4 separate regions of the Mus musculus genome follow, and all the other regions are linked to region 2. Evidence: chromatin loops called from intact Hi-C (ENCODE). Cell type or tissue: heart. All regions are shown on one strand.

The links. Peaks named below come from ENCODE experiments on the same cell type or tissue, not always from the same donor. Only the 100,000 strongest peaks of a DNase experiment are listed, where the experiment ranks them.
Region 1: it touches region 2 in a loop (3-fold over the local background); 2 of 42 quality-filtered maps call a loop at or near these places.
Region 3: it touches region 2 in a loop (2.1-fold over the local background); 3 of 42 quality-filtered maps call a loop at or near these places.
Region 4: it touches region 2 in a loop (3-fold over the local background); 14 of 42 quality-filtered maps call a loop at or near these places.

The regions. Positions count from the first base shown.
Region 1 is chr9:103,356,010-103,364,009 of GRCm38, reverse strand. Cdv3 (carnitine deficiency-associated gene expressed in ventricle 3) reads left to right here. Exons shown (of 5, transcript NM_175565.3): 2 at 1-35; 3 at 3,992-4,134; 4 at 7,571-7,730; 5 at 7,981-8,000. The coding sequence ends at 7,996. Among named protein-coding and RNA genes, the nearest start is that of Cdv3, 5.8 kb to the left of the region's middle. In heart, CTCF peaks have their summits at 4,241 and 5,927; no DNase peak of the experiment used is centred here; H3K4me3 peaks cover 941 bases; H3K27ac peaks cover 78 bases.
Region 2 is chr9:104,258,096-104,266,095 of GRCm38, reverse strand. Dnajc13 (DnaJ heat shock protein family (Hsp40) member C13) reads left to right here and starts at 3,166. Exons shown (of 56, transcript NM_001163026.1): 1 at 3,166-3,397. In heart, no CTCF peak of the experiment used is centred here; a DNase peak (open chromatin) is centred at 3,125; H3K4me3 peaks cover 2,358 bases; H3K27ac peaks cover 1,799 bases.
Region 3 is chr9:104,200,577-104,208,576 of GRCm38, reverse strand. Dnajc13 (DnaJ heat shock protein family (Hsp40) member C13) reads left to right here. Exons shown (of 56, transcript NM_001163026.1): 22 at 671-824; 23 at 5,059-5,162; 24 at 5,246-5,405; 25 at 6,627-6,689. Gm46130 (a long non-coding RNA gene) reads right to left here. Exons shown (of 5, transcript XR_003948220.1): 4 at 4,189-4,350; 5 at 67-311. Among named protein-coding and RNA genes, the nearest start is that of Gm46130, 23 kb to the right of the region's middle. In heart, a CTCF peak has its summit at 4,520 (motif pointing left); no DNase peak of the experiment used is centred here.
Region 4 is chr9:105,385,136-105,393,135 of GRCm38, reverse strand. Nek11 (NIMA (never in mitosis gene a)-related expressed kinase 11) reads left to right here. Exons shown (of 16, transcript NM_172461.3): 2 at 1-287. The coding sequence starts at 115. Among named protein-coding and RNA genes, the nearest start is that of Nek11, 6.2 kb to the left of the region's middle. In heart, CTCF peaks have their summits at 3,419 and 3,618 (motif pointing right); no DNase peak of the experiment used is centred here; H3K27me3 peaks cover 320 bases.

The DNA.
Region 1 (8,000 bases), 900 kb after region 2:
TACAGCGGATTAAGAGTTCAGGCAATGCAAATAAGGTAGGATGTGATTACACGTGGGATTAGGTAACCTTGTTAAGTAGTGCACGCGTTTACTTTTTTTTTTTTTTAAATGCCCTCTGTGTCATTAAATTAGTTGCCAACTCTAAAATCCTGTGGTTTCCCTATTTGCAGCTATGTGGATTTTTGGCTTGACTAAAATGGATTTTTGTCATTTAAAAATTTTTAACACTTCGTGTTTGAATTTAGGTGGTCTTCCCTACCCCTAGTAGGGCTCCTGTAGTTCACTCGCTGCCCTGAGAACTTACTGTGTGACTCAGGAGAAGAAGGGGCTTGTTTTTTTTTTTTTTTTCCAAAAAAAAATATTTGAAGCGAGTTGCCTGTGTAATACATGTCTGTACTGTCTTCTGGAATTGGAATTACAGCTGTTAGTGTGGGTTCTGTGAGCTGGACCCTGATCTGTGGAAGACCGCTGAGCGACATGTCACCTTGAACTCTTAATTCTAAAGTGTCCACCCAAATGTACCACCAAGCTGTGCAGGAACTTAGTTTTTTCTTTTACTTACTTAGTAAAATTGTTTTCTAGTTCTCTCTGGTAATTGCAGTGTAGGATACTTCCAACATACACGAATTTGCATTGACCATGAAGCCACCTTGAATACCCACTACCCCAGTCAAAAAATTGAACGTTAATAGAGGCTCTTCTGAACCTATCCCCAAAAGTAGCTTACCCTAGCCCTCGTTTGCACAGTTCTTAGCTGTGTATTCCGGACTGAACTTGAGCTGCTGGAATTGCAGGCCTGTGCTACCTGCCATTTCGGGCTCTGAGGTGACTGGTTTTCAAAGTTCAGGAAAACAGTCATTTTCACAGTTGGATTGGTTGATTTAAGAGAACCTACATTGTCACGTTCAATCTGTGGTAGTTCATTTTAGATCTGGTTTTAAAAGTAACATGTTTGGAAAGATTTTTTTTTTAAGTAGAAAGGGTAAGTATTTAAGGTAAGGTTTTTGAAGTTCAAAAGTGAGTAGGGCTCTATTGCCTTAAAATCCTTTACTCATCTTACACAAGCAAAATGATTGGAAATTGTCTTTGGTTTGAAGCTTGCAATTTGTAGAGAATTCCAGTGACCATATGGGACAGTTGTTGAGGAAATAACTTTCTTAACTCTAAATTAATCTTTTAAAATCTAGATTATATATGATCTGAGGTAACTTATTGAAAAGCCAGGTAGTATATTTTAATGTATGGTTAGTGTCTGTACCACCCAGGCATTCATATCCCTAGGTGTTCTCACTTGTGAATTTACCAAATTAAACATTGTTTTTTATAGTAGGGAACTTAGAAGTTATCTCCCTTTTTGGTGTGGCTTTAGTGTTTTGTTTTGCTTTGTTTTTCCTTTTTTAAAGATTTAATTACATATGTATGTCTGGGATGTATATGTACATGTATGTGCATGCAGGTGCCTGTCGAGGCCAGAAGAGAGCGCATCAGTTCCCTTGAAACTGGAGTTACAGGTAGTTGGGAGCTGTGTTCTAGGGACTGAATTTGTATCCTCTACAAGAGCAGTATATAAGCTTATGAGTAATTTTAGAAAATACTTGGTGGTGAAAGCCTTAACTGTCAGCTGTTGAGAAGCTGAGGTGGGGAGAATAAGAAAAATCAGGTGCGCTTGGGTTAGAGTGAGTTTAAGGTTACTCTGAGCAATTTAGTGAGACCCTATCTCAAAACTTAAAAGAAAAAGTAGAAAATGTTCTTGTTTTGTATCTCCAAGTCTGATCTATAAATCTGGAGAGGGAGTTTACAGGTTCCTTTCTTTTATCTGGATGTGGTCCCTGCTCTGAAGTTAAATTATGCCCTTGAGTGGTAATTTCTGGACATATTGACTTGAATTTTAGTGGGTAAAAGTAACACTTTCTGAAGGTAGAGGGGTGGCCTTCAAGTTTTTTCAGTATAAAATTTGATTTTGTTAAATTATGGAGAACATTTAAATTGAACTGGTTTTCTAACAGGATATAAAATTCTTTATTTTAACTTTTTTAGAGTCAGGAAGTTGTTAATAAACTGTTAGGATCTACTTGTCTCTGCCCTGCAGTGTTGACATGCCTGGCTTTCATGTGGGGGCCAGGGGTTTGAACTCTGCTCTTTTTACTTTTACAGCAAGTGTTCTTACCATATATACAGATGAACAGTTGTGATTTACTGTGTTGGTGAGTGAATAGATTCAAAGAGTGAATGAATAACTGAAAGCAACTGCTTCAGTGTATGCAGGTGTAAATGCCATGTAGGTGGGAATCTTTTTCACCTTTTTTGGATGCATTAGGTTGTTGGGATATTACCACACCCAGATGATTACCTATTTCATCCCTGAAGCAATTATAGTATTGACATGGCTTTACAATTTAAAAAGGCAAAAAAAAAAAAACCTCTTGAAAAAATTATGAAGATTGGAAACCACAATTAGCCTGGGTAATTATAAACTTCATACTAGCTAATAAGCTACTGTTAGACAATGGTGTTGTGCTATCTGATCAGATTTTTACGATCCATTAGAGAATAACATGTTCCCATCTCTTTTTCAAATGAAAGCTAGAATTTTTTACTTCCTGTTACGAAGGTGATATATGTACTGAGTGTATAAATTTGCTCTTCGTATTGGTGATATCTAAAAGCCAGCCAGTATCATCTTGAAAGCCTGACCATTAAATGACAGAGATGGCAGAACCTGGACTTGAGCAATCAGTTCCTAACATTGTTTTAGCTATCAAAGTTCTCATTAAAATTACAGATCTTTAGGATTCTCTCTGGATGTTTGATGTTTATGATAAGTATAATGTATTAGATGATGATTTAAATGGCATGAATATTATTTGTTAGTGACCAGCATCATTTTATATGGCTGGACAGGTTGTATGTTAAAAGGGAAAACTGAAATTTGGCTTTCTCTTTTTCCTTTGTCTTTTAAAAATTGCAGTTTATTTTGTGTGAGCATGCTGTGGCATGCATATCAGAATAAAACCAACAGGAGTTAGTTCTCTTCCACCTTGTGGATCCTGGGGATTAGACTCTGGTAGTTAGGCTTGGTGGCAAGGACCATCTAGGTGTGACCTTTAGTTTTTGGAGAAAGTATCAGTGACGTCATCATTCTCTTGCCTCAGCTTGCATGCTGAGGTCACCAGTCAGCCTCCAAACGGTGGTTACTTCTCTGTTTGTCTTTTTGAGTTACAGGTGAAGTGCTCTGTTATTGAGCCCTGAGAGACAGTCTTAGTCTTAAATACAGATTGGAAATTAGGTTGTTCCTCTTTCTTGACATCATAAGTCTTTAAATGCTGGGGTTACTTCCAGCTGGTGGGCAGTGTCTTTAAAGGGCCTTAATAAAGATGGGTATGGTGGTTTACACCTTTAATTTCAGCACTTGGGAGATAGAGACAGGAAGATCAGTCAGGATCGTCAGCTTACTTGAGTATATAGTGAGTTTAAGGCCAGCCTGGGCTACCTGAGTGAGGCCTTGTCTTGGATTCTAGGTATGGCTCAGTTTAGCATGCTTTTGTTGCATACATGAGAATCCAAGTTAGACTCCACTCACCAATGGAGGGAAAAAAAAAATCAACACTAAGCCAGAAGAAATTTGGCTTAAAGCTAGGACACATCTTGCTTTAATAGGAATATCTTTTATGGGGGCCAGCAAGATGGCTTATTATTGGGTATTGCTGTTAAAAGTTGATGACCTGGGTTTATTCCCTAGAATCCACATGGTAGAGAACTGATTCCCAAAAGTTCGCCCCTAAAGAGTTTAGTCTCAGCAGAGGGAGGCAGAGACAGGCAGGTCTCTGAGATGTCGATCAGCTTTGCCTACGTATCTGATTCCATGCCAGTCAGGACTGTATAATTGGACCATATTTTCAAAAGAAATGTATTTTTTTGTAGAAGTTTCATATGGTGGTGCATACATCTAGTTCCAGTTCTTGGGAAGTTCAATGTGCTTGTTTTTCAATAGTGAAAAGGAAGATGATGATAATGAGAAGAGAGAAGATCCAGGAGATAATTGGGAAGAAGGTGGAGGTGGCAGTGGAGCAGAAAAATCTTCAGGTCCCTGGAATAAAACCGCTCCGGTACAAGCGCCTCCTGCTCCAGTAACAGGTGATCTTCTGTTTTCCCTCCTGAGGGATGGGCATAGTGGATCCAAATGGATGCTGCTTTAGTGGAAGGAATGTAGAAATTGAGGGACATACTTTTTTTGTCCTGTAGGCTGTCAAAGTTTTGCTTTTGTTTTTGGTGCTAGGGAATAAAGCCAAGTAGTTCACCTCCTGCTATCATCCTACCACTAAATCACATTCTTGGTGCTGCACTTAGGTCTTGAAGCTTACATTCTCAGCAGAAGGGAGTGAGTAAAATTTCTTTAGAACTAAAGAACTTTTAGGGGTTTATGTGTGTTGTTGGATGTGTGTTTGCATGTTTGTACAGTGCTTGTGGATGGACCACAGCTTGGTGCCGGTCTCATTGTCCATTTTTATTTTTTGAGAGTAGGGTTTCTCAAGGAACCGGGAACTCAAACCAGTTCTAGCTATCCTAGCTAGCCAGTTTGCTTTTAGGATCCTGTTTGTGTGCCTTGCCATGGCTGCCTAGGCTTACATGGATCTGACCATCCTGTACACATGCTCGGCAGACTGTAGCCATTGAGCCAGCTTCCTAGCTCAGCGTGTTTGTCTGGTTTTTGCTGTGCTAGAAATTGAACTCTAAAAACTCTGCACATGCTAAATGTGCTGTACCACAGAGCTGCATTTTCATCTCAAAATTGTTAGTTTTATTTATTTTATATAGCTCAGGCTGACCTTGAGTCCTCTGTAATACAGATGACCTTATGCTACCCCACTTCCCAAAACCTGAGATTACAGGTGTGAGCTTTCCTGGCAATTTTCTAAGTTAAAAAAATTTTTTATATGTAAAGTTCTTATTTTTTGAGAATGCCATCAGTATATTTTTGGTAATATTCATCCCCACTCTGCTCAGGCTAGCCCTGAATTTGTGTGTGTGTGTGTGTGTGTGTGTGTGTGTGTGTGTGTGTGTGTGTGTGTGTGTGTGTGTTTATGTCTTGTTGTGTGGGTATCGAGGCTAGAGGTTGGCTGTGTCTTCCTCGTCACTCTAAATGCTTAAGACAAGTTCTCACCGAGTCTAGAGATGATTGAATGGCTGTACTAGCTAGCTAGCGCACTCCTAGGATGTTCTTTTCTCTGTCACCACCCACCCATCCTGTGCTGTTTACAGGCATGTGCTGCTGCCATGCCTGGGCTTTGGTGCACATGAGTTTAAGTTCTAATGCTTATGGCAAGTGCTGAAGTGACTAGTGTGAATCACCATGGAAATGCTGCCTTTTTTTTTTTTTTTTTTTTTCTCCTGAACCTGATGTTCTTTCAAGCTACTCCTGGAATGCACCAGACACACAGCTCCAGCAGACCCTTAGTTCTTAGCTTTGGGAGTATTTTCTTTCTCTTTCCTCTTTTTATCAGGTGCCTGAAAAGCCAGGTGGTAGATGACTGTGGTCTCTGTTGTGCTGCTGTGGCATAGACAGTAATGTGGAATTAACAGCAGTGAGGATAGCTGTGCTCAGTTGTTGGGCCGGATTCAGCTTGTTCACTAATATTTGGTTTTAAGTGTTGGCTTTCTTTTTATTATTTGTGTGGTGAGTTTGTGGAGCTGGATCTTGCCACCAGGTTTGTATAAAGAGGGTCTTTTCATATCTGCTTAATTTTACCCTGTTAATAAAACCCTTCCCAAGCCCCCTTTTAATATGTAACCTCTTTGGGGCTCAGCAGTTAAGAGTACTAACCTACACTCTACCAGCACCAGAATTATATCTTAGTAATTCTTATCAGAGGACCACAAATATCTATGACTCCAGTTTCAAGGAATCCACCTTTCCCTTCTGGCCACCAGGGGCATCTGTGTATCTACATGATGTGTGTACACATTGAAGTGTAGCTCCTTTGTACTCCTGCTGTTATTTTTGGCATGGCACCCCTTCTCCCCTTCTCCCCTTTTTTTGTCTCTTCTAGAATATACTGCCCATTAGGTAGCATTTTGGGGGGTGCTGGATGAGCTCAAGTGAGAGAGGGATGGCTAGTCACATGTAGCTGTGTTGAATACTTAGGACATGGTGGCTAATGTGACTGAGGAATTGAAACCTAGATTTCATTTTACTCATCTAAAATAGCTACATGTGTTGCTTTGATCCCAGCACTCAGGACACAGACAGATGGTGTTTGAGTTGGGGCAGCCAGGGCTACAGAGACGGGGCTGAGATGAGATGGCTCAGCGGTTAAGAGCACTAACTGCTCTTCCAAGGTCTCGAGTTCAAATCCCAGAAACCACATGGTGGCTCACAACCATCCATAATGAGATCTGACACCCTCTTCTGGAGTGCCTGAAGACAGCTACAGTGTACTTACATATAATAAATAAATAAATCTTTAAAAAAACATATGAATGAATGAGTGCATAAGAGAGCAGGCAAGCCTCACAAGTCATATCACCCACAAACACAAATAACGAATTTTTTTTAAAAAGCCACATGTGGTGGCTGAAATGTAAGGGTCAGTAGTTATTTAGTGTTTGGTCTGGTTTTTTTGAAGATGGGTCTGAGTTGCCCAGGCTGGCTTTGAACTCCAGATCCTCCTGTCTCAGCCTCCCATGTTGCAAGCATGTTCCACTGTTCAAGGCAGGTTGTTTTTTGTTTGTTTTTTTGAGACAGGGTTTCTCTGTGTAGCCCTGGCTGTCCTGGAACTCACTTTGTAGACCAGGCTGGGCTTGAACTCAGAAATCCGCCTGCCTCTGCCTCCCAAGTGCTGGGATTAAAGGTGTGCGCCACCACGCCAGCCTCAAGGCAGTTTTTAATGTGTGTATCTCAAGTGCAGCTTAGATACTCAGTAAAAGCTTGTATGCTTTCCCTCTGGCATAACAAAGCCTATAGAAAGCAATCCTTTAAACTATAAGAACATTTTATTTCAGCTAGTAGATGATTACAGTGCTGTCCCAGTGAGCCTCCCCAGCCTGAAACTTTGAAATTTTTCATAAAGTGGGAAACGACACTGCTTGAATACATATCAAGGGTCAGTTGGGAAGGTAGGAGACAGGAAAAACCTGAAACATTGTGGCCCCCAAATTCAGTCACAGTAAATTTAAAGTCAAGGTGCTTTTTCCTGTGTTATAAGCAAATAGAGAAACTTAACATCCAATAGTCTTAATGAAATAAAGACCTTTATTATTTTTAGGAATTTAAAATACTGCATGTGTATTTTATTAAATAATTTATATAAAATACCTTGTTTAGCCCACCTTTCAAGTAGAGAAAGTAGATGTCACCTTTTGATAGAAACACCAGCGACAGCAGTGTTGAATTTCAGAAGAGATTAAGAGATGGGCAAGGTTCTACTTGAGACATTTTCTCACAGAACTTTGTTTTTATTGTGTAGTCCAAATCCATTCTAAATCAGGGTGGCCTTTCCTACAGTTGTTATAGGATCAGGAGTGTGGGAAAATGTTACAAGAAAGTCAAACATTTGAATGGTTTATCTATTAGTTACAGAAACCCCGGAGCCAGCAATGCCCAGTGGTGTATACAGGCCTCCTGGGGCAAGGCTAACCACAACAAGGAAAACGCCACAAGGACCACCAGAAATATACAGTGACACGCAGTTCCCATCCCTGCAGTCCACTGCCAAGCATGTAGAGAGCCGGAAGTAAGTATGTGAGGCTATGAGCTAGGCTTTCTGACAGGCAGCTGGGCACATGGTGAGGCTTTGGTACCCAGGAGGGAAGGAGAAGGTGGGGGAAGAGTCCTTTAAGTACATTATTACTGGCTTCTGTTCCTTTTAAATATGGAAACTAGAATTGTAGAAGCATTTATCATTGCATTCACAGTAAATGTGAGAAGATGAAAGATGTTGGCATTTATAAATCTAATACTATAAATAATCTTATTTCATTCAGCAGGTACTTAAAATGAATAC
Region 2 (8,000 bases):
CTCTCTGAAGTTAAACCATTTTATTTGAGAAAAGAGGGCAGACACATGAACCCTGCCATTCTTGTGGGGGAGGCGGCAGCAATGTCCATATCCAGGGGAACCTGAACATGCAAACAGCACCACGAATTCATGGACACTGGATAAAAACTCTCAAAGCCTGTTTCCAGTGACACGCACACCTCCTAAACCTTCCCAAACACTGCTCCCATCTATGGACCAAATGTTCAGATGCCTAAGACCCGGGGGCTACGTCTCATCCCACCACACATATCATCGATAACACATTATTAAGTGCTATCTTGCAGTTTTCAAATTAATTTTATTTCATGTTCAGTAGCCACATGGGGATGGTGGTTAATGTGTTTAAAACAGTTTATCTGGATGTGGTCATGACTGTCCATGACCAAAGCATTCCAGGAGCTACAGAGGTGGCTTAGATGTTTAAAGCACTTGTTGCTCTTGCAAAGACACTGGATTCAATTCCTAGCACCCACATGGCAGCTCAAAACTATTCATGACTCTAGTTCCAAGGCACACATCTGCCCTCTGCACACACCAGGCATGCAAGAGGTACACATAGAGATAGGTGGGCAAAGCACTCATACACTAAAATAAATCTAATAATGTTTTAACTAAACTAAACCCACAGAACTCCAGGCAATGACAAAGGAGGATTGAAAGATTCAAGGCTAGCCTGGGAAACAGAGCAAGAAACCATGCCTCAAATGGCAAAACAATACAAAGGCAGCAGTAGACAGCAAGATGTGGATCGAAACACTGCGGCATGGTGTAGAGTTCTTAGTGGTTATATTGGGTCTGGGCATGGATATATTTAGGAAGTCCACTTCAACAGTAGCAGGGAACTCAATGAACAGGCTTTGCCATGTAGATCTTTTAAGATCTTGAACGTCTCCTGTGTTGGATGTCGACTTAGAACACAGATAAAATTACTGCTGTCTAGAAAGCAGTGAGGTGTGAATTTTAAAAAGTGTTGAAATGATATATCATCGCACAACTTTGGTATGAAAATTTGATAGGTGCGCACTATGAAAAAAGGTATCTGCAATTGTATTTGCGATCATGGGCTTCGAAGGAAAAAAGATAAACGCAGAAAGAGAAGTTTGAAGGTCTACCTTGAACTTGACACCCTTTCAAAAATGTTGAGGGGGTGGGGAGCCAGGTAACTTAACAGAAGTCTCTGGAAAGATGAGCCAAGTCTTCCTACTCATCCCGATTCTTGTCTCTAGTTCTAGCATCTTAAGAAGAGTGACAACTTTATGCAAATCTCACTAAGGGAAATGAGGAAGCAGCACAGAGGCTGGCAGGTGGAAACACAGGAAAGGGTGGGATACGATGATATGGGCAGGTGGACTGGCAGATAATGAAAGGCTGGGACACAGAGGAGGAGGAGGAGGAGGAGGAGGAGGAGGAGGAGGAGGAGGAGGAGGAGGAGGAGGAGGAGAGAAGAGCAAAACCAACCATTCAAACCTGGAAATGATTTCTGCAAGAGAAGGCTTATGGGAAGAATACAGTTTCTCCACTTCAGGATGCGTTCAGAGGCAGGGAATTTTCCACTACAGGGGACGGAGGCAGTTCATGTTACCTAAGCTCCTTTCACCTCTGAGAATCCATTTATTTGGTTCCAAATATTAAATAGAGAGGCAGTGTCAAGGGTTTAGTAGTTTGATGACCTGGGTGTTACAGTCTGGGGCCAAATCTCGGCTCAACCTTTTGGATGAACCTCACCTTGATTTAGTCACTTAGGAACTCTGGGTCAGCCTTTTTTACCAAATAGAAATAGGACCGCCCACACCTAGTTCTGGCAATACTCTAAGGGTCTGTAACATATACAAAGCCACGTAAGCACATGCTTTTATTACCCTGGGATAGGCCAAGGGCATCTTGTTTTGTTTTTCATTGTTGTTTTTTCCCCTTTCCACTCTACTTCAGGTCTCATCTTTCCAAGCAAGCCATTTCTGGCTGCTCACAGGCACTTTTATTTCACTGGGACAGTGTGGGAAAGCCTTCCTAAGGAAAAATCTAGTCGTCTCCAGTAACACAAATGGGTCAGTCGGCCAAAAAGTCAAGTCTGTAGAAACCATTTTACATGTTTTTCATCCCAAAACCTCCATCTATGAAACGATTCAACCACAGACGGGGTCCCTGAGAAATTCCAGTTCCAGGGTTGCTACACAATAATAATATTAGGCTCACCAGAGCATTTAAACCTAGAACTGTGTGTCCATACAAGTTTTTTTCCCCCCACAGAATCACGTTTTAGAGGGTAGTCTGCCCCTCTCACATCTTAGATGAGACACCGTCTGTTGCTCAGAGCTCTGACACAATTGTCATCTGTAACTTTGTTTCATTCTGATACTGTCACTCTCCTGAGTTCCCCTCTTCATATAGTTTCAGTGAGTTCCTATCCAGAGAGCAGTTCTTGAGTCAACTTACTTGAGCTCAAATACTAAGTCTACTACTGTGGAACTACACATCAATTTATTATCTGAAAATAGAGGATAATCCCTATCTCAGACGGCTGCAAGTTAATTGACCTTAAGTAGTTGGCCAATTAAATCCTGGCTCTGGGATCAGAGGTCCAGGAAGGCAGCAGTGTTAACTGTCCCAACACTTCACCCGCAAAGGCCTTTGACCTCTGAGGCTTCGGTCTCCATTATCTCCCTGAACACTCAAAACTTAAATCCGCGTTCAGGGTGTGTCAGTAGCGAGTAAAAGTTATGCCCACGATGCAGCTAAACCAGAGATGCGCACTGAGGCTTTCGACGGCTTCGTGGATGCGCCAGGACACTGAAGACTAGGGCTAGGTAACAGAGCTGCTCCTTTGCAGAGTTACAGTAGCCAATGCCAGCGTCTGGCTGAGAGGCGTGTCTCCAGGGATTCAGGGGGCGTGGCCTCTCGGACCGCTCCAGGGGGCGTGGCGCCTCGCCTTCTGCTTGGGCCAAGGCTCTCTTTCGCTAAGCGCACGCGTACTTCCCGAGAGGCGGAACGGCGGGCGGCGCGCACGCGGCGCTTCCCGGAAGACGGCGAATGGGCCACCGAGGGAGGGAGCACAGTGCTCCCGAGGGCGGGGCGCGAGGCGGAAGCGCCGAGGTCAGCTGACAGGGTCTCGTGACGGCCGGGGCGGCGGCCACGCACGCGCGTTAGGGTTCAGCGCTCGCAAGCCTGGTGGAAGATGGCGGCGTCCAGGGCGAGCCTCTGAGAGGCAGAGGGAGGAGCGGAGGGGTGGGGGCCGCGGCGCAGGAACCCGCGGCGACAGGCCCCGGCGGGGAAAAGGAAAGCGAGAGGGGACGGGGCCGGCGGCGCCTCCATCCTACTCAAGACGTGGAGCCGGCGGCGGGCGGAGCTCGGGCTGGAGCGCCTCCAGCCTCCTGCGAAGGTAAAGCCGCCTCCGGCTCTGGGTTTCTGCGATGCCGCTTCCCACCTTCGGGGACCCGGGGGCTCCGGGCAGGGACCCCAGAGCGGGCGGCGTTAAGCTGCTGTGTGTGGCTCGAACCTGCTGAAGCCGCGATCCTCCGTCCAGGGATCCCTGCGCTCGGACCCTCCCCTCCCCCGGCTCTGAGTGACATTTGCCCGGGGCACTGCCCGGCAGCCCCACCCCTCTCTCTGCCTGGCCGTCTTTTCTCCCATCACTATCCCTGTCCCCCACTTCTCTCGGCAACTCTCCCCGACTCAACTCCACACCTCCTTCCCCTGTGGGCTCCGCCCTCGGGATTCCCTCCTGGATGCCGGCGCCTCCGGTTTTCTTAGGTTAGCGGTCCTGCTTCCTTCCTCTGGGGTCCCGCGTAGACTCGATTTTTTTTTTTTTTTCTTTCTTTTTTCCTCGTCTCAGTTTTGTTTCGATTTGATGGGAAAGGAGGGGCAGCTGCTGTTCTCTTCCTCAAGTCCTTTATCAAACACCAAGTTTTCCCCCCAAGGCTTTTCCTTCTTGTAAAGTAGCCTGGCCTGTTCACTGTTGCCCGTGCTGGGCTGTGATTTCACCTCTGAACGCGGCTTTTGGTGTAGGTGAAGCAGCACTTTGGACGCCCAATGAAGTGGGTGTTGAGAGTACACCTGCGTGCCCCCGCCCCCCAAAAAACCCCTATTGTAAGATGCTAAATTAGCCACTCTTACCTTGAAACCGTTTCCCTAATCACTTGGTGGAAGGATGATGTAAATAAAAATCGCCCCCTAACACAGAGATGAACTCCCAAAGTAGTGATTTTTTACTTCCACGATCTGCTTTTCCCGTTTATTCTATAGTTTAGTTTTTTTTTTTGTTGTTGTTGTTTCTAGTGCCTCATTGTTTAACTTAATTTAGCTTACAGCATAAAAGCCCCTTTAATTTTCATATATAGTATAAACCAATGTTTAAGTTGCAATATCGCAAATGGTGGCTCTGGCTGTTAATACCACATTACGTTCAGGGACGGGACCGCCAGTCCTAGTTGAGAAAACACTGAGTTCACATTTGTTTGGAAACAGGAAGTACAAACAAATTAAAGGAGAAAAAGAGGAGCCAGAGTTAAGAAACAGGGATGTAAAGACCTTAAAGCTAGCTTGAGTCCTGGGCCAATACCAGCATTCGTATTCCCCCGAGAAACTATGGATATTCTTTTCTAATGCAGTAGTAGTAGTGTAAATCATACTAGCAAGCGTGACTGCAAACAAACCAAGTTCTAAAACGTGAATGTGCACAGTAATAAAGTTGCACACTGGTGGAGAGCATGAATTATTTGGTTACCCAGGCAGATGGTAATAACCTGTTTTTCTTAAACTTAGAAGAAAGGTTAATAGTGGAACCTAGTTCCCAATAGATACTAAGGTAGAGTTGAAATCAAAAGATCATGTTATACCTTTGTTGGCCCCATTCCTCCAGCACTTGTAATTACACGGGTGAGTTTGCAATGTCCCTTTCAGACTTCTCTCCTGCTTCTCTGAGGAAAGTGTAAACAGAATTATGCAGCTACATGGCAGCCCAGTTTTGCTTGTTGCTAAGGCTTTGGTCTAATATCTGGTGGGAGTTAAAGTGCAGTTTTTAGTTCATTATGTTTGTTTTAGTCTTCACATATTAGGATCATTTTTTTGCACTTAGAATGTTGTTTGTATTTATTCTGTGTGTTTGGGTCCATGTGCCATGTAGCTGTGTGAAGGTCAGAACAACTTGCAGAAGTGCAGTGTGTTTCTTCACGGTGTGGAGCCTGAGGCTTGAACTCAGGTAGTGAGCTGTAATGGTGTCTCCATCAGTGTGGGACAGGAGGATTGAGCTCGGGTTGTTAGGCTCATCGGGAGGCCTTGTAAAACCTTCTCCTCAGCCTTTTTATATAAGATAATTGCTAACATGCTCTTTGCTAGCCTGAAGTCGTTTGTACTGTTTAGCTTTGATTCTAAGACGCAAAGCTTTGCTCTAAGCTTTACAGCATGGAGGAGGGGAGGTGTGAGAAACAAAACCAACCAACCAAACAAACAAAAACTAGACGAACCAAGGTGATCACTTAGAGACAGCTTAGAGGGCTGAGGACTTAGAGAATCACTAGCTCAGCTCAGACCTGAAGGAGGAGCTGAAGAGGGAGGGGTGAAAACGAGAGGAGGGCTTTTGGACAGTGGTTAAGAGTTCAGCTAGAACAGCTGAAAAAGGGATGCAAGTGAGTGTGCCAACTTAGAAGCTGTTTACACACAAACTGCACTGAGAACGCTCCTAGGAAAAAGTCTTGCTGAAAGTCTGTCATTCAGACCCAGTGGAGGGGAACAGCAGCATAGCTTTTAAGAAGGTTGAGAAATTGCTCTCATTCTCTCCTTGGATAACAAAGTTTAATGTATATGTGTGGGCCATATTACCAGCACTATTGATAATAAATTATATTGAGCTTAGTGGAATATGGAGAAGGTAAGAGTATAATACTCAGAACAGAGACTGCATCCTCAAAAGCACAAGGTCACAGGAGCACAACACAAGGGTCAGAGGGACATTTCTCTAGTTAAATCACTCTCTCCACAGATACACAGTATTTTGCAAAAAGAATGAAGCCAGTGGTACCCTGCTGTTAACTGTTGCAAGAACGTAGCTGAGCTCAACTCCTAACAAAGTTACTGTAATCTCTGCACTTGGCCTCACAAAGAAAAGGGAGATGCTCATCTGGTCAGGAAATTACTCACCTTAGTTCCACTACTCTATACATGTCCAGCTTCCCTGAGATAAGGCACAGATGGAAAGCTAAAAGGAGAAAAGCAATTCCTAAGAGAGCCGTTATCATAGCTACACTCAGGTTGATGGAGGTAGATGATGTTATCCAATAGGCAGTACTCAAATGCTGGATTCAATGCGTAATTTCAAAAACATAGGCACTGAAGGAATCGAACTGAAGTGCTGGAAACAAGATCACAGCAGAGAGATGCCGAGTGCTTTTGGGCTTACCTGTTGTGTCACCTCGAGGAAAAACCCACGACCTGTATGTAATGTCAATCGAGACTACTCATTCTGTCTCCCTAAAACACAGATGAAACCGCTCTAAGACTTGGAAATACAGGTGGAGAGGTGGCTCAGTGCATAACAGAACTTGTTGCTGTTTTTAGAGACCTGAGTTTGGTTCTCAGGACTCACCTGTAACCAGCTAGAGAGGCTCCAGCTTCCTCTTCTTATATATCTATAAGATATATACACAGAGATAGTGTGCAAGAACCCCTCTCTGAAGGAGAGATTAAAATAAAAGGGACACACCATGAAACCAAAAGATAACTACATTAATAGACAGAACTGACTTTATGGCACATTGTATTGATGATTACAGGCAAGCTCGACACAAAAATAGACCTAGTTGTAAAATATAAAACTAAAACATTTTTAGAAGACAAGAAAACAAATGTTGGGACTTTAGTATTTAGATAGGATATCAAAAATATTCATAAAGGGAAAAATCCAGTGTTGAAGTTAGGCCCTGGTTCTTCCTCCCAGCCCCACGCTCCCCAAAATAAGACTCAGACTCAAAGTATATTTACTCAAAGTATTATATTACAAGATACCTTGGCCATATAGCTAGGCTCCTCTCTGACAGATAAAACTTAAAATATCCCATTTATTCCAGCCTACATTTTGCCATGTGTCTGCTTACCTGTACTCAGGTATCATGCATCAGTCTTGTCACATCTTCCTGGGCGGATCTCCTGCCTGGCTCTGTCCCAGAATCCTTTATCTCTCTCCCAAATGTCCCACCTTTGTTTCCTGCCTAATTTCGCAGGGCATGGACTTTTTAATTGACAGGTGGTATATCAATACAGTACACAAGATATTCTCTCTACCAGACAGATTTAGCAAAAAAAATTTAAAAATGCAAACATGCTGTATGTTAAGAAAATAAACACTCCTCTCTGGTGGTACATAAAGGCATTTCATGTGCTTTCCCTAAAATCGCTTTGCTATGTAAAATTGAATAAAAACAAGACTTTTATGAAAAATAGGTTAGGGCCACAGAACTGTGAGCTTTACAGTAACAGCTCAAGCAGTGGGCACTTGGAAGCAGCACTGTTTGCATGGATCAGTACTCTGGCATTTTGTTAGTTGCTTGTGGACATGAGCATGGGAAGGAGTCAACAGTGTATTGAGTTTCTGTGAAGTTTTTGAAAGGAAATGTAATGTGTTGTGAAGTTGTGTGGTATACGCATGGATTGAAGCTCTTTGATTTGTGCATGTACATGCTTTGAGAATTTCTACATAGCTGTTCAGCTGAGTACTTATCTACATTCATCTTATGTTTCCCAGTGATTTATGAACTAGCACATCAGTAAATGTGAAGTTGGAATCCCACTCTTCCAAGTGTTGAGTATATGCTGGGCAGACACTCTACTTCCAACCTATAGCCCCAGCCCAGTGTGCCAGCCATGTTGAAATAAGTTAAGAATAAATTATCAAAATGGCATTGTGGTAAAACTGACTGTGCATTTCAGTATGCAAAGAAGTTTGCCACACCACAGTAAGTAATAAATTGTCAGAAATATGCACCTTTGTA
Region 3 (8,000 bases), 58 kb after region 2:
ATGTTCATTTTATCTTGACTAGTTAAGGTAAGTATTTGGTTTGAAAACACGCCACACTACTTGCATCTTAGACCATTTAAGCCATAGGAAATCCTTAAGTATATGCTTTGGATTTCTTCCTCGGGAACCCTTGGAAACATGGAACCCCGAAGTGACCCTCTAAGGGGCTGCTGACTGATAAGTAGCAGATAGGAAGTCCGTCCACCCCAGCTTAGATTTTGTCCACGTTGGCTGTAGTGGCTTTTCCAGCAGTTCTGCAGAGGCCTCTGGGTCATCTGTGAGTGCCACCTAGGTGGCTCATCCTGCACAGCCTGAAATTGGACATATGACAGTATTGTTTTCTAGTTTGAACTTTTGTTAGCTACAGATAACTGAAATTGAACTATCCATGTTTAAATTTCATACAACTTTATCTAATATCTTAAAGTTCAGGCTTTCACCATTTATATTGAAAACTTCCAAAATAAAAGAATTTTATAGTGAATGTGTGTTAATTATGAGATTCTACCAATGACATTTTATTTTGCTTGCTTAATACATATTTTATTGTTTCTTGGCAAGGTTTAATAGTCTTGTGCTTGTCTTGCTTATTATAAGATATAGTACAGGCTATTGGTAGGTTTTGAGAAATGCTTGTTTCATACGATTTCCTCATTTCATGTGTGTTTAGGTTTAGTCAAGACCACGCTAGATCGAACCTCATTTGGAATTTTAAAACACGAGAAGAACTGAAAGATGCCCTTGAGTCTGAGATGCGGACATTTAACATTGATAGGGAGCTGGGCAGCGCCAGTGTCATCTCCTGGAACCACCATGAGTTTGAGGTACAGCTTTGTCTTCACGGCATATAACCCAAAAAAGGGAAAGCACATATGTAACCACATCATTATCTTTCCCCACATAATATAACAGAAAATATTGGGAAATTCTAGTCTTTGCTTGAGACCAAAAAATTTAAAAATGCCTTTTAATAAGTTATTCAACATACACTGAGAATCATGTGTGAGTTTGAGTAACCTTGGCTTGTGCGTGCAGATCATCTTGGCATGTTCCCCCACACCTGGGACTTTAGATTTGTTCTTTATTGGAATGTAGATTTCCAGATTATGATTAGATTCTGGTTGCTGCTTTGTTAAACTAATTGATGTGAAGAACAGAGAACATACATGATAGATAATTTTACCTGTGTATGTATGAGTATGATGATGTGTGACATGCAGTCATGTGCTACATGTTGTTTTGCTTATTCATGGAGCATAACATCAGAGCCATCTGTGTTTGGTATTAAGCATGCTCTGGGCTTGTTGCAAAAAAGCAGAATAACCCAGCAACAAGGGCTTCTCAGAGCATATCCTCATTGCTAAGTGATGCATGATTGTATATAATTGAAACCAGTGTAACCATTGGTCAGACACATAATCCTGCTGGCTTTGATCTTTAACCCAGCTTCTAAAGTATATCATTTAAATGTCATCCCTTCCTGGAAATGTTTTTGCATACTTTATTTTAAGGCGCTTGCAGTCTCCTAAGTTTCCTTCGATTCTTTTCAGTTTTCTCAAGTCTTCTCATCTCTGTGGCCACAGCTGACCTAGTATCTTAGGGTTCCAGTTGCTACAATGAAACACCGTGACCAAAAGCGCATTGGGGAGGAAAGGGTGATGTGGCTACACTTCTACATTGTAGTCTACCGTGGAAGGAACTGATGCAAAGACCATGGAGGGGTGCTGCTTGCTGGCTTGCTCTCATGGCTTGCTCAACCTGCTTTCCTATAGAATCCAAGACCACCAGCCGAGTAATGGGACCACCTGGGATGGGCTGCCCCCCCCCTCCAATCACTAATTGATAATTTGCCCTAGAGACTTGCCTACAGCCCCAATTTATGGAGGCATTTTCTTAAGGGTCCCTCCTCTCAGATGGCTTCAGTTTGTATTAAGTTAACATAAAACTAGCCAGCACCACTGGGAATTAGTTCTTGGGCCTCTATTTATATCCATTGCTTGATTCATCATCTCGTGATTATTTTGTTGTTGTTGTTGCGTTTTCTGAAAGCTCGTCAGGTTTTGTCTCCTGCTTCGATTTTCTTTCCTACACTACGTGCATGTGTTCAAATCTTATTGTCTGACCATCACTGCCTTCACCCTTGCCCCCCTGTACTCTGTTCCATGTACTCCTGTACTTGCACACGGTGACAAGGTCATCTGATTCCTAGTCAGGTAGAGTGTTGGACACAGAGCCCAGTGCTGCAGTGCTGGCCTGGCATGGGTGAGGCCCTAGGTTCAATTCCCATATTGCAGCAAAACACAGATGGGAGTGGAGTGTATAATTTCTCTGCTTACGCCTTTGTGCACCTGTGGCTTGTCACCTCATGTACTATTAATCTGAGTTCTTGAAATGACTTCCCTGTGTATCCCTCAAACAAGAGTGGTTTTGCTTTGATCTTATCTCATGCTTCTCCCTTGACTCCACTCACACTAACTTCCCAGAAACACCACATGTTCTTAACCCAAGATCTCTCTACTTAATATTAGCCTCTGCCTAAAATAAACCTTTTTTCCCCTGGAAAGCCTCATAATTTGTTTTCTCATCTTCTTCAGGTCTTTTCTTCAGTGTCATCATCTGATAGACCTTCCCTGTCTATCCTGTAAAAGCAGAGTCCCCTTCGTATTACACATACGTCCTATGTGTTCCCTTTCCTGTCCACAGGCCTGCTTCATGCTAGAGCACTTACTATCACCCAAAAATTATATACACGGATTTCAGGTTTCAAAACTATTTAAGATATATTTTTAGCTGTTCCTCCACAACTTCATGCATGCACACAGTATATATGGATCCTACTCATCCCCCCACTTTACCACCAACTACTCCCAGAGGAATCGCCACATCCCCTCACAACTTCATTCCCTAATTGTAGTTTTGGTCCTGGCTGTCCTGGAACTCACTCCTTAGACCGTGCTGGCCTCAAACTCAAGATCTGACTCTCTGCCTCCTGAGTGCAGGGATTAAAGGCGTGTAACTGACTAAGTCTAATGAGTGCTGCCCCATATATGCTTGGTAGGAGCTTGAGCAGCCACCAAGGGCCACACCCCTAAAGAACCTGATTTCCCCTCTCCTAGCAGCCATAACGTTCAGTAGCTCTTCAGCCAAGGACAGGGTTCCTCTGATGTGTGCTGGAATGCTGACTAGCTTGGTCTTACGCAGGCAGCCAGCCAGCCAGCTACCATTGTGGTGCGCTCCTAAGTGCACTGGTCCTGTCATTTCCAGAAGACGCTGTTTCCTCTGGCCCTCCCCCACCTCCAGCTCTCACAGTCTCTGCTTCCTGTTCTTCAGTGTCCCCGACCCTAAGAGGGAAGAGTGTAATAGAGATGTCCCACTTAGGTCTGATTAGTAGTGAGTCTATCTACATAACAGTCCCTCTAATGAGGACTAGGAGCTGCATTAATCTGTGGGGACACAGATCCATGTTTACGATTTATTTAATTTTAAATTTTTATGTATTTATGTGTGTGCTGATGTGAGTTTTGAGTTTATGTGTACCATACGCATGCACCTGCAGGCGCCAGAGGAGGCTCCTGGAACTGGAGTTAGTAAAACTGCCTGATGTAGGTGCTGGGAACTGAACCTAGGTCCTCTGCAAGAACAGTGTGTGTTCTTAACCCCTGAGCTACCCGTCCAGTTCCTGGAATTGCATACTTAGAAGGCATTTTGGTACTGTGTTCATTTAGCAAAATAATCATAGTAGGCTCACGTCTGAGGCCGCAGATTGTTGGCTAGATCCACTGTACCAGGCATAAGTTTCCTCCTGTGCAGCAGCCTTAAGCCTAAGCTGAACTTTGTTTTACGGCTGCTAAATCTCCAGTGTACAGAATAAGAATAGTGCTATCACAAGATGATGCTCAGTAGTAGAAATTGAGTACATTGAATATTCAGAATCTGCAGAAGAAAAGGAAAGTAGATATAATATACTAATGTACTTTTTTATAAAGCAGTTGTTTTAGACTTTGTATAGAGAATTTTGATAATGTCATCAGGGAATTAATTTTTACAGTTATTCATAATTCTTTCCTTGTGATAAGCAGCCTAAGTTGTGAGGGTCCTTTTGTTCTTCCAGAGTCTGGTCGTGGGGTTTCCCTCACACATCCCCTACCCTGACAGTCAAGGGCTCCTGAGGTATTAAGATGTGCTTACCATGTTGATAGTAGGCCTTGTTGTTGATCAGGCAACAAAGGACGAGCTGAAGCAGCCTTTGTGAGGCGGGCAGGCAGTGCTGCAGGGAAGACTGTCCCCTCTGCACAGCTGTGGAACTCCAAACTGATGAAGCACAGCCATGCATAACGTGTCGGTATCTATCTGAAATAGTCACAGTTTAGGAATAATAGAGACCTCGGAGATGGCTCAGGGGCTAAGTTCAGATTCCCAGCACCTACACTAAAATGCTAAGTGTGCCACTAGCATTTCAGAGTTTAGTGCCTAGGACCAACTGTACCTCCAGTCTGAAGGGATTCATTGCCCCCTTCTGGCCTACACAGGCACTGCACACATGTACACAGACTTACATGCCAGCAAATTATTCATACATATAATAAAACAGAGGGGACTGGGCAGTGCAAACATGGCAGCACACATTTGCACCTGGGTTGCTGGTCAGGGACAGATGGAGACAGCAGATCCCATAGCTCAAGAACAGCTGGTCTAGACAAGATGGCAAATTCCTTAAGATAGAGACCTGTAGACGGTTATACCCGGTGTTGACCTCTGGCCTTTAAACATGCTTGGAGACACATACACAGAGTATATTACTTTTTTTTTTTTTTATGATAAACTCAGCCAGGCGTGGTGGGGCATGACTTTAATCTCAGCATTTAGGAGGCAGAGGCAGACAGATCTCTTGAGTTTGAGGACAGCCTGTTCTACAGAGGGAGTGAGTTTCAGAATAGCCAGGGCTACACCAAGAAACTCTGTCTTGAAAAAAATCAAAAGGAAAGAAAACAAGTGTTAAGCCATGAATAAGAAAAAATCTGTTATAATCTAAACTGGTGTTTATATTTGTTAATAAAGGTTAAATATGAGTGCCTGGCAGAGGAAATCAAAATAGGAGACTATTACTTGAGATTGTTATTGGAGGAGGATGAAAATGAAGAAAGTGGATCAATAAAAAGATCGTGAGTCTCTTTTCATATCTCCATGGATTTGCTGTCGCTATTTGTTTCCTGGTTGTTTCTATTGAATCTCTTTTTAAATCTAGGTATGAGTTTTTCAATGAGCTCTACCATCGCTTCCTGCTCACTCCAAAAGTTAACATGAAGTGTTTGTGTTTACAAGCCCTTGCTATCGTTTACGGCAGATGCCATGAAGAAATAGGGCCCTTCACAGATACGAGATACATCATTGGGATGTTAGAAAGGGTAAGGCCACTGTGGGGGAAGGGTGCTGATAGATAGCGTCAAAACTAAGCTGATGGCATTGTCACAGTGACTTTCTGCATGAGTTTCTGTATAATAGCTATTACAGTTATTGAAATTTTACTAGAAGGCATAGGAAAATACTGGTTTGTTTTTTTCAGCTCTTGATTTTGAGCAACTTTAGTGACTTTGCCAACTTTAAATGTGGGAGAAAGCAAGAGGTGTATAATAGAAATAGTAACTTCCAGAGTTGTATCTTTGAGTTTTCATTTTGGAAAAAAATCATACATGTTTCTGACATTAAATTTTAAGACAGTGAAGTTGCTTAGAACACTGGTGATTTTAAAAAAGGAAATAAGTTAGCTTATATTTTGTTTTATGCAGCTTACCATTCAACACTTGAGCACTGGGGTGGAGTGAACTTGGCTGTGATGTATTTGATGCAGAGTATGTCCTTCATTCTTGCATTAGTATTTATATTCTTCTGTTTTAACCATTTTAATGTTCACACATTGAATGAAAGAGAGCTGTTTCACAGTTTTCAGAATAGCCAACCGTGATTGTTGTCAACTCTGAGGCATTGCTTTGTGGAAAGTTCATGAAGCAAGCAGCACAGCCAGTGTGAAAACCCTGTTGCTAGCACTGACCTGAGCCGCACCATTGAGTCCTTTGTTCTCTTTGGTTTGTGTGTATGTGGGTGGGGGAAGGGGGGGTGGTCAGGAGCTTTCTCAGTGGCCTAGGCTGCCTGCAAACTCAGTGTATAGCTCTGGCTGCACCTTGGGATCGTTCTTGTTTCAGCCTTCCAAATGCTAGACTGATAGCCTGTGCCACCGTGCCTATTGTGCAGTCCAGAACCCTAACTGTCACTCCAAGGGACTGGAGGACTGTGGGCACTGTGCTTTAGGTACTCGCCTTTCCCATCTCACTGACTCATTTCAGTGAACCATTTGCAAGTCTGGGGAATTCACTTCATGTCTCCTAAAAGCTGCTATAGGAGTCTCTGTAATGACATAAGAATGTCTTCCCTCCAGGAAGTTAGAGCAGTGCTACAAATCCGCATGTAAAGTAAAACCCTGAAGAATTGGAGTGATTGACAGGCAGGCAGCTGCAATTGTTTCTTTCATATCTCAGAACTGATATTTCTTAGGAGCTGTCCGTTGATTTTGTGAAGCTGTCTCTGGATTTTTTATCCACTGTTGACTGAATTGTCATTTATTTCATCAGTGCACTGATAAACTCGAGCGGGATAGGCTGATCCTCTTCCTCAACAAGCTGATCCTTAATAAGGTACAGTATCCCTGTGAGTTACTGTCACTTAATAAGGTACAGTATCCCTGTGAGTCACTGTCACTTAATAAGGTACAGTGTTCCCTATGAGTCACTGTCACTTAATAAGGTACAGTATCCCTGTGAGTCACTGTCACTTAATAAGGTACAGTATTCCCTATGAGTCACTGTCACTTAATAAGGTACAGTGTTACCTATGAGTCACTGTCACTTAATAAGGTACAGTATTCCCTGTGAGTCACTGTCACTTAATAAGGTACAGTGTTACCTATGAGTCACTGTCACTTAATAAGGTACAGTATTCCCTATGAGTCACTGTCACTTAATAAGGTACAGTATTCCCTATGAGTCACTGTCACTTAATAAGGTACAGTGTTACCTATGAGTCACTGTCACTTAATAAGGTACAGTATTCCCTATGAGTCACTGTCACTTAATAAGGTACAGTATCCCTGTGAGTCACTGTCACTTAATAAGGTACAGTATTCCCTATGAGTCACTGTCACTTAATAAGGTACAGTATCCCTGTGAGTCACTGTCACTTAATAAGGTACAGTATCCCTGTGAGTCACTGTCACTTAATAAGGTACAGTATCCCTGTGAGTCACTGTCACTTAATAAGGTACAGTGTTACCTATGAGTTACTGTCACTTAATAAGGTACAGTATTCCCTATGAGTCACTGTAATACGGTACAGTAGTCCCTATGAGTCACGGTCACTTAATAAGGTACAGTGTTCCCTATGAGTCACTGTCACTCCCCAGGCCTGCGCCCGGGCACTGCTGACCTGCCAGACAGGTCACCCACGGGGGCTGCTTTTCTCTAAGATGAGAAAACTGGGTTTATAGAGGGAAAGGTTTGCTGGTTTTCCTGAGTGGTCTGTCCTGGTGTTCCAGGCGCTAGATGGAGCCTAGTCCTTTATGTTTACAGAAACAGACAGGAGGTGCTGGAGGTATGTATGGCTCAGAGGTAGAGTACTTCCCCAGTGTGTGTGCAGCACTGCATAATTTAGAACATGGAAGAGTTCTTTAATGTACCATTTTATTTCTGGTTACTGGATAACCTGTTTACTGGTGGGCAGGATAATTGTAGGGCTAGGGTTTATCATGCCGCTTTGTCTTTATTGGGGGAGGAAAGTGCTTACTCAGACTGTATTAAGTGGACATTCTTACATGATCTCTTTATGGGATAATTTTGTCTTTTGAATCCTACAAATGCCAAGTAAGTATGGTTGCATGCCAGCATGTCTAAAGAAATTCCACATGTGCTCATCCTAGAGAGTGTTCTAGGTTACAGTGCCGATTGAAGAGA
Region 4 (8,000 bases), 1.1 Mb before region 2:
TTCCCATATATCTGGCATCAATCAACACTTCCCGTTTGACTTTTCAAACATCAGCTCGGATGCCCAACTGTTGTTTCTGTGAATGAACAAGCCAGTTTTATCTTGTTTGGAGCAATGCTGAAATTCCAAGAGACTGCGAAGTGTGTGGGCAGAAGACCCACAGTCATCCCCATGTACCCGACCGCTTTGATTGCAAGAAGATATGTTCTTCAGCAGAAACTTGGCAGTGGAAGTTTTGGAACTGTCTATCTGGTGTCAGACAAGAAAGCCAAACCTGGAGAGGAGCTGTAAGTAATAAACTGCGCATGTGTGCGTAGCCACAGGCTGCTTTAGAACACGGAGTCACATCTGATCTGTACTCTGTATCAAACAGGAAACTTACAAACAGAAAAGGGCTTCACAAATTTCTGTATAGATGCCCCACCTCCATTTTACTTGAAGTCACAGGGCTTTGCTTTTAAAAACTGAACTATACTCCTAGCCCCAAATAAGATTATAAAAATAAAAACTGGGTAGTGGTGGCGCATGCCTTTTATCCCAGCACTTGGGAGGCAGAGGCAGGCGGATTTCTGAGTTCGAGGCCAGCCTGGTCTACAGAGTGAGTTCCAGGACAGCCAGGGCTACACAGAGAAAACCTGTTTCGAAAAAAAAAAATTATAAAAATATGATGCACATTTCAGAGCCAAATAAAGTAAGTATTCAAATGACCAGAGAAGGTGAATAGGGTAGATTATGTAAAAATGATTTTTTAATGCATATTACAGTCTCAATGGCAAAATATCCCTACTGACTGTGTTTGAGACTTCCTCAGTGGGAAAAGCTGAATTCTTCTTTATATTAGTCAGGGTTCTGTAGAGTCACAGAATTTATAGGTAGTCTCTATATAGTAAGGGAATTTGTTGATGACTTACAGTCTGTAGTTCAACTCCCCAACAATGGTCAGCAGCAGCTGTGAAAGGAAGTCCAAGGATCTAGCAGTTGCTCAGTGCCACAAGGCAAGCAGGCCAAGAAGAATCTTCCTTCTGCCAATGTTCTTATGTAGGTCTCCAGCAGAAGGTGTGGCCCAGATTAAAGGTGTGTACCACCAACTCCTGGATCTGGGACTTGCTTTGTCCCAGATGACCTTGAACTCAGAGATCTCCTTGCCTTAGTCTCCTGGGATTCATAGTCTCTATGCCTAAAATTTCTATGCCAAGATCCAGGTCAGAATCTTGTATCTCCCAGCCTCAAGATTATGATCACTGGTGAGCCTTCCAATTCTGGGTTGTAGTTCATTCCACATATAGTCAAGTTGACAACCAGGAATAGCCACCACATTCATGATGACTATTTTTAGAAATGCTACAAAATGCAAATGAACAGTAATTCACATGCAAGATAAATGGGATGTACCGAAGAAAGAGTGTATTTTCTTTGGCTTCTCTGGAAGAGAGCTTCAGAATATGTAGTCAGAAGCTAGAAATTTCAAACAAATTGATTGCCTCATTTAAAACTAGTTTACAGCCTGGCGTGGTAGCACATGCCTTTAATCCCAGCACTGGGCGCGGGGTGGGGTGGGGGCGCAGAGGCAGGTGGATTTCTGAGTTTGAGGCCAGCCTGGTCTACAAAGTGAGTTCCAGGACAGCCAGGGCTATACAGAGAAACCGTCTCGACCCTCCCCCCCCCCCAAAAAAAACTAGTTGACATTAGTGGTATCCTTGTCACCTTTCAGTTTGGTCAAACCCTATAAACTCTCACAGTAGGGGGAAACTCCTGTTTTCTATTTGCTGTAGTTAACAGTTCATTGGAACTGAAGTTAGGCTGGGATGGTGGTTCAGCTGGTGAAGGGTGAGGACCTGAGTTTGATTTCTAGAACGCACATAGACAGAGCTCGGTGTGGTGTTGCATGCGGCCGAGCTCCATGCTCAGGAGCTGGGCACTGATGGGTCCCTAGGGCTTGCTGCCTGGCAGCCAAGCAAAGCTGACAGATGTCTGCTCTAGTGAGAAATCATTCCTCAGAAACAAGGTTGACTCCTGGTTAGTCAGTCTAGTCTCTCTCTCTCTCTCTCTCTCTCTCTCTCTCTCTCTCTCTCTCTCCCTCTCCCTCCCTCCCTCCCTCCCTCCCTCCCTCCCTCCCTCCCTCGTTCCCTCTCTCACACACACCCCATGGGAAGAATACAAACAAAGGATAGGACAGTGCCCTCAAGAAATTCCTTTGCCCCTGGGAGATCAAGCTTCTATCCCAGTGTCTGTTTTCTTCAGCAGCATCTGGCTCCTTTAAGTTCTTCCTGTTTCTCTCCTTGGCTATTTCAAGTATGGTTGAAAATCAGAATGACAAATGATTTCCCATGTCTTGCTGTGTTGTATGAATGATAAAGCCACACAGTGGTGGCGCACGCCTTTGATCTCAGCACTTGGGAGGCAGGCGGATTTCTGAGTTCAAGGCCAGCCTGGTCTACAGAGTGACTTCCAGGACAGACAGGACTATACAGAGAAACCCAGTCTCGAAAAAAACCAAAACCCAAACCAAACCAAAACAACAACAACAAAATGTTACCAATGCTTTATTTTAAAGATGGGCTCTTAGAATTGTCCCGGTATGTGACACTTGGAGAAGTTGTCGTGATTGAGAACTTGTCGTTTGCAGTCAGTTCCAGCGAGTAGAAGGGCAAAAGCGGGCGGTCATCTGGGTTTCCTAGAGCATGAGTTACACTCTGCATTTTTTAGTCTTCTTAGTGCCAGGACAAAGTACCTAACACAGCAGTTTTGGAGAAGGTGGTTTGTTTTGACCCCGAGTTTGAGCACACGCATCCATCCTAGTAAGGTGTGGCAGTAGAGTGTAGAGCTGCTGGTCACATCGTGTCCACAGTCAGGGAGCAGAACAACGTGAAGGTGGCACTCCCATCTCCCCATCTTCTCTTCACTCAGTCCAGGATCACAGCCCATAAAAGGAAACTATCCGAGTTCAGGGGGTCTTCCCTCAGATAAACCTCTCTAGAAAGGCCTTTACAGGCATGCCCAGTGATACTTCTAGGTAAATTCTAAATCCTGCCAGGATGATAATGAAGATCAAGTCTCACGTGCTCGTCCTGCAAAGAACTTTTCCCCTCAGCCCTAAAGGTGGTCTTCTAGCCACACAGAGTGAATGCCAAACTTATGAAAACTACTCGATGTAATTATGTTCTAAAAGAGAATATCTAGCTCATAATTTTGGTTTATATTATTTTTTAGAATGACACCTCCCCCTTAGCCCCATACTGTTGACACTTGCGTTTTTGGTTTACGAGATGGATATCTCCTTAGCACCCCTCATTATCCAACAGTCTGTTTGTTAGGTAAGCCTTTGACATCTGCTTCATGCACCAGACCACAGACAGAAGGAAGTGATGTCATAACTAGGCAAAGCAGAATGCTTGCTAAGATTTCTATAATATTATGATTGCTATTTTCTTAGTGGAGCAGGCTGGATCTCCCTAATGTTAAATATTAAATATTAAAAGAATTGGCTTTAATAGCCCCTGGGATGTAGACTCTTATGATTGGCTCCAGTGATATCCGTAAATACTCAGACAATCAATTTGAAAAACTGGACTACAGTTTCTGACCCTCCCAACAAAGTCCTGCAGTTCATCACTTTGCCACTTGGGGGCACCACACCATCATTGACATTTTGTGTATACTGGGAACTTTAATTACACTGTAAGTGTAAATACCACTTTCCTTTAAATTTTTTATTGCTCTCCGACTAGCAGTGGGATAAAAATAAAAACTGCAGGCATTACGCTTGATTGGTGCGTGTTTGGAGAGAGTTTTCTGTGGGCACAGATATCTGACATTCCTTTTTTAGTTATTGCAGTAATAAGATTAAAGTTATGTAGTGAATGAGCAAGCTGTTTCTTCCACTATGACATTATGCATCATGAAATTTAGAAATCTATTTTGGGGAATATTTTCTCTCATAATTATAAACACTCTGTTCTATTGGTTGTAATTATGTTCTAAAAGAATATTATAGTTCATAATTTCAGTTTATATCTTCATTAAGCTACCAAAGCATTTTAAAAGAAAATCCCAAGGATCTTTTGATACATAAAATTATGTGCATCTATAGGACACTATGTGATATTTCAGTTTATGTATACATTATATAATCTTCAGATCAGGATAAGTAGATCTCTTTCCTCAAATACCATTTCTTTGTGGGGAAGACATTACAGCATACTGTCATTAGTGTACAGTCATCTTACCATGTTTACTACTCGGCTGGCCTGGCCCTCCCCATCTCTGCTAAGCATTGTATGTCCCTCTTATTTCCCTCACTCTCCTCTCTATGTCTATGAGATAAACTTGAGGATTCCACATTTGCTGAGATCCTGTGGTATTTGTCTTCCTGTGTAGGACTTAGACTTAGCCTACTGCCTTCCAGTTGTATCCATGATGCTGTAATGACAGACCTTATCCCTTTAAGACTGTGAGGCATTTCCATGGATGCCTGTGTCATACTTTACCTCCTTATCAGTCGGTGGATACACCATTCCTTGCTTCTTAGGAATACTATTGCAATAAACATGGGGATGTAGATGTCTCTCTGCACGGACTTTCTTTGGTTTGTGTTTATTGGTGGGATTACTAGACCATAGTTTTTCATTTTCTGAGGAACTTGCCGTTGTCTTTCATACTAGCTGTACTGATTCACGTTCCTGCCTGCAGAGTGTGTTTCTTTTTCTCCGTCTCCACGCCAGCACTTGTTTTCTTCTTCTTTTGATCATCATCATCACACTAAGTATAAAGAGGTAGTATCTTATTGTGGCTTTAAGATTCATTTTCCTAGTGATTAATGATGTTGAGTACCTTAGCATATATCTGTCGGCAACTGGCATGTATTCTTTTGAGAGAAGTCTCTATCTCTCGTTGTTTTAAAGATGAAAAACTTCCAAGTCCTCAAAGACATGTCCTCAAGCCCAGGCTTCATCTTCAAGGGCCCTCCCCTCCTTGGGGCATGCTTGGCTTGGCTGTACTGGGTGTGTTCAGAGTCATAGCGAGCTGATTTTCCACTCAGTCAGGCACACAAAATGGAGGAGAAAGCAGAGCCAGGAGTGGCTACTAGAATGAACTGAAGAATAACAGCAGAGAGAAGTGAAGGTAGAGAGGAAGAGAGGGAGAAAAGCAAGCCGAGTTATCAGACCAAGCGAAGCCAAGCTTGGCCATCAGCCCGATTCTCCAGAAGACGTCGCTGGCTTGTGTGGTGTGCTGGGAGATAGAATCCCCTTCCTGCATGGACCTAAGGGAACCTAGGTCTTTGAAGAACACAGCGTGTTTGAATTGGGCTTCTGGACTCCAGGCCTCAGCTCCCCTCATTTGCCAGGACAGCCCGTGTTAGAGAGTTAAACAAGAGAACTCTGAGACCTTGATGCTAATTGAGTTCAAAGCTTACTCCAAGCAGTGACTCTTTCCTTCCTGGTGACGGTTCTGGGAAACCCTGAGTATTCAAATCAGAAGTAAAAATATTTCTGAACAAAATCATCAGTGGAATAATTTGACAGTAATTCACTATGTCATCATGTGACATTTCATTCAAGGCAACTCTTTGTGGAAATTCTCAGTGTCTCTGTCTTGTGAATGACGCTAGGTACACATGCGACATCTCGAGGACTCTTCTTTCCCATACTGAAAGTAATATGCAAACATTTTATGAGAGGTGCTGCTGTGCCTACAAAAGCAGCAGAACAAGCTATACATCTTTTGTTTTTTTTTTTCTGTTTGGACAGGCAAGTTAAAAAACAAAACAAAACAGCCAACAACAACAACAAAAACAAACCATAGTCTTGCCTCAGAGATGTGTGGCAGTGAACAAGAGAGACTCACTTTTTGCTGAAACCTTTTGTGTGCGTTGGCAGTCTAAGATTGGGGGATGGAGAGACATAACAAAAATTTAAAAGGAAAACAAAATCAAAACAAAACAAAAACCCAGATAATAGCTATTGGTTACCGCTTACTGCTTATTGAATCTTCAGGACCCTGGAGCGCGTAGTAGTGGTCCTTACCTCTGGCTCAACAGAAGACTCATACTTCCAAAGTATAGATGCTTGAGATGCTGTGCGGCCTGGAGCCTGGCATGGGTCTCTAAATCCTTGAGCACTTAGAGGTGGTCTGGGTGTGCATCCGGTGTTGAAAGTATCCAGTCTAGGGGAGCCAAGGATGCTGATTTCATAACCATAAGGAAGAAGTTGGTATATGTGCCACCTACACTGGGGCAGTAAAAAGTCTTGGTTACTGTGACATAACTTAGATCCATCTAAGCTTGCCAGTTCCCCTAATAGGCAGGGTTTCCTGGGAAGGATTATGTCATACGAAGCCTGAAGTATTTGTTAGAGGTAGTTGTTTTCATGCCTTATTGTGTTAGAATTGTGAGGAAGGTGCCCTTCCCCTCCTCCTCCTCCTCCTCCTCTTCCTCCTCCTCCTCCCCCCCCCTCCTCCTCCTCCAGAGTTTCTGACTGAGTAGCACTGGTGGGAGGAGCTCAAGAACTTACAGTGCTGGGGCTGTTCCTGGTTTGGAGAAGAGAACACTTCAAGGTGTACTGCAGCCTACCACTGAGTAGCAACAATTCTGTTCCACCTGCAAGACCCTAAAGTAACGTAGGACTTCAGTGTGTGTATAAGAATTCCACATCAATTTTTAAAGCACTAAGATTTAAGTATTTTCCCAGATACTAAATACTGTATAAAAGTATTATTTTAAGCGGATAGAAAGTTGGCGCAGCAGTTAGGAGTACTAGCTGCTCTTGCAGAGGACCTGGGCTTGATTCCTAGCACCCACATGATGGCTCATAGATGTCTATAACCCCAGTTCCAGGGTATCTGATGCCCTCTCCTGGCATCTGAGGGCACCAGGGCACACACATCACACATCTACATGCAGGCAAAGCACCCTGTTTTAAATTACTGCATAGTAACTCACTGGGCTGAGTTACTATCACATGAGCCCCTCTGGCTGGCTATGGAGGCTCTATTCTTATATAAGATTGTTAGTTGTATCTGTTAGGCTCCTTAGCGAGGGGTTATCTTGTCTCTGCTAGTGTACCCTCTCTGCAGGGACATAACTGTGTAAGCTGATGAAGACCTCTGCTGCAGTCACTCTAAGTTGCAAGCACTCTGCATCACTCAGTGGATATTTGAGACTCAGACATAAATTATGATTATATTTGCCAAGAGGCTCAGCTATAATTAGAAAGGACTTAATGTTTTTGAATTTACTTATGACACATTAAGAGATGGAGGAAAACATGTTTATTTTGTAAGGCGTGAACTAAAACTTACTCCCTTCTCTGTATAATGTTTCACTGTGCATAAAAAGGACATTATTTCTTCTCAAAGGATTAGTACATTGATATTAGTAGTTCAATATTAACAAATCCAATTTTAAGTGGATATTCTTTCCAGAAGGCATAATTTTACAATATAAGTCAATTTTCTTTTGAACTATATTTTATTAATTATTTAAGAATTCCACACAATGTATTTTGATCATACTCACCCACATTCCTCTTCCTGACTCTGTCCCAGGCCCACCTTCCCCTTCTTATTCCCTCTTATTTTAAACATGACCCACGGAGAGTCCAGTTTGTGCTCCTCAGATAGTCATGGATATGGAGTCAGTCCACTGGAATGTGGCCAGCCTACCAGGGCTCAACACACTTTAAAAAAAAACAAAAACAAAACAAAACTGGCTCTTCCTACTCTAGAAGCCTCTGTCAGTAGTTCGTCAGTTAGGAGTGGAGGCAGGGCTAGAACTTCATGACTGCACTTGACTAAATTGATCTTGAACAGTCTTCTGCAGACACCCACAGCTGCTGTGGCTTTGCAAGTGAGTACAGCTTTCCTGTTATGTCCATAAGACACTGCTTCACCCTGGTCTTCACCCTGGTCCTCCTCAGCCTATGGCTCTTAAATTCTTCCCAAGCCCCCTCCATGATGGTTCTTGAACCTTTGTCAGGGTACGATACACATGTCCCAACACTGCA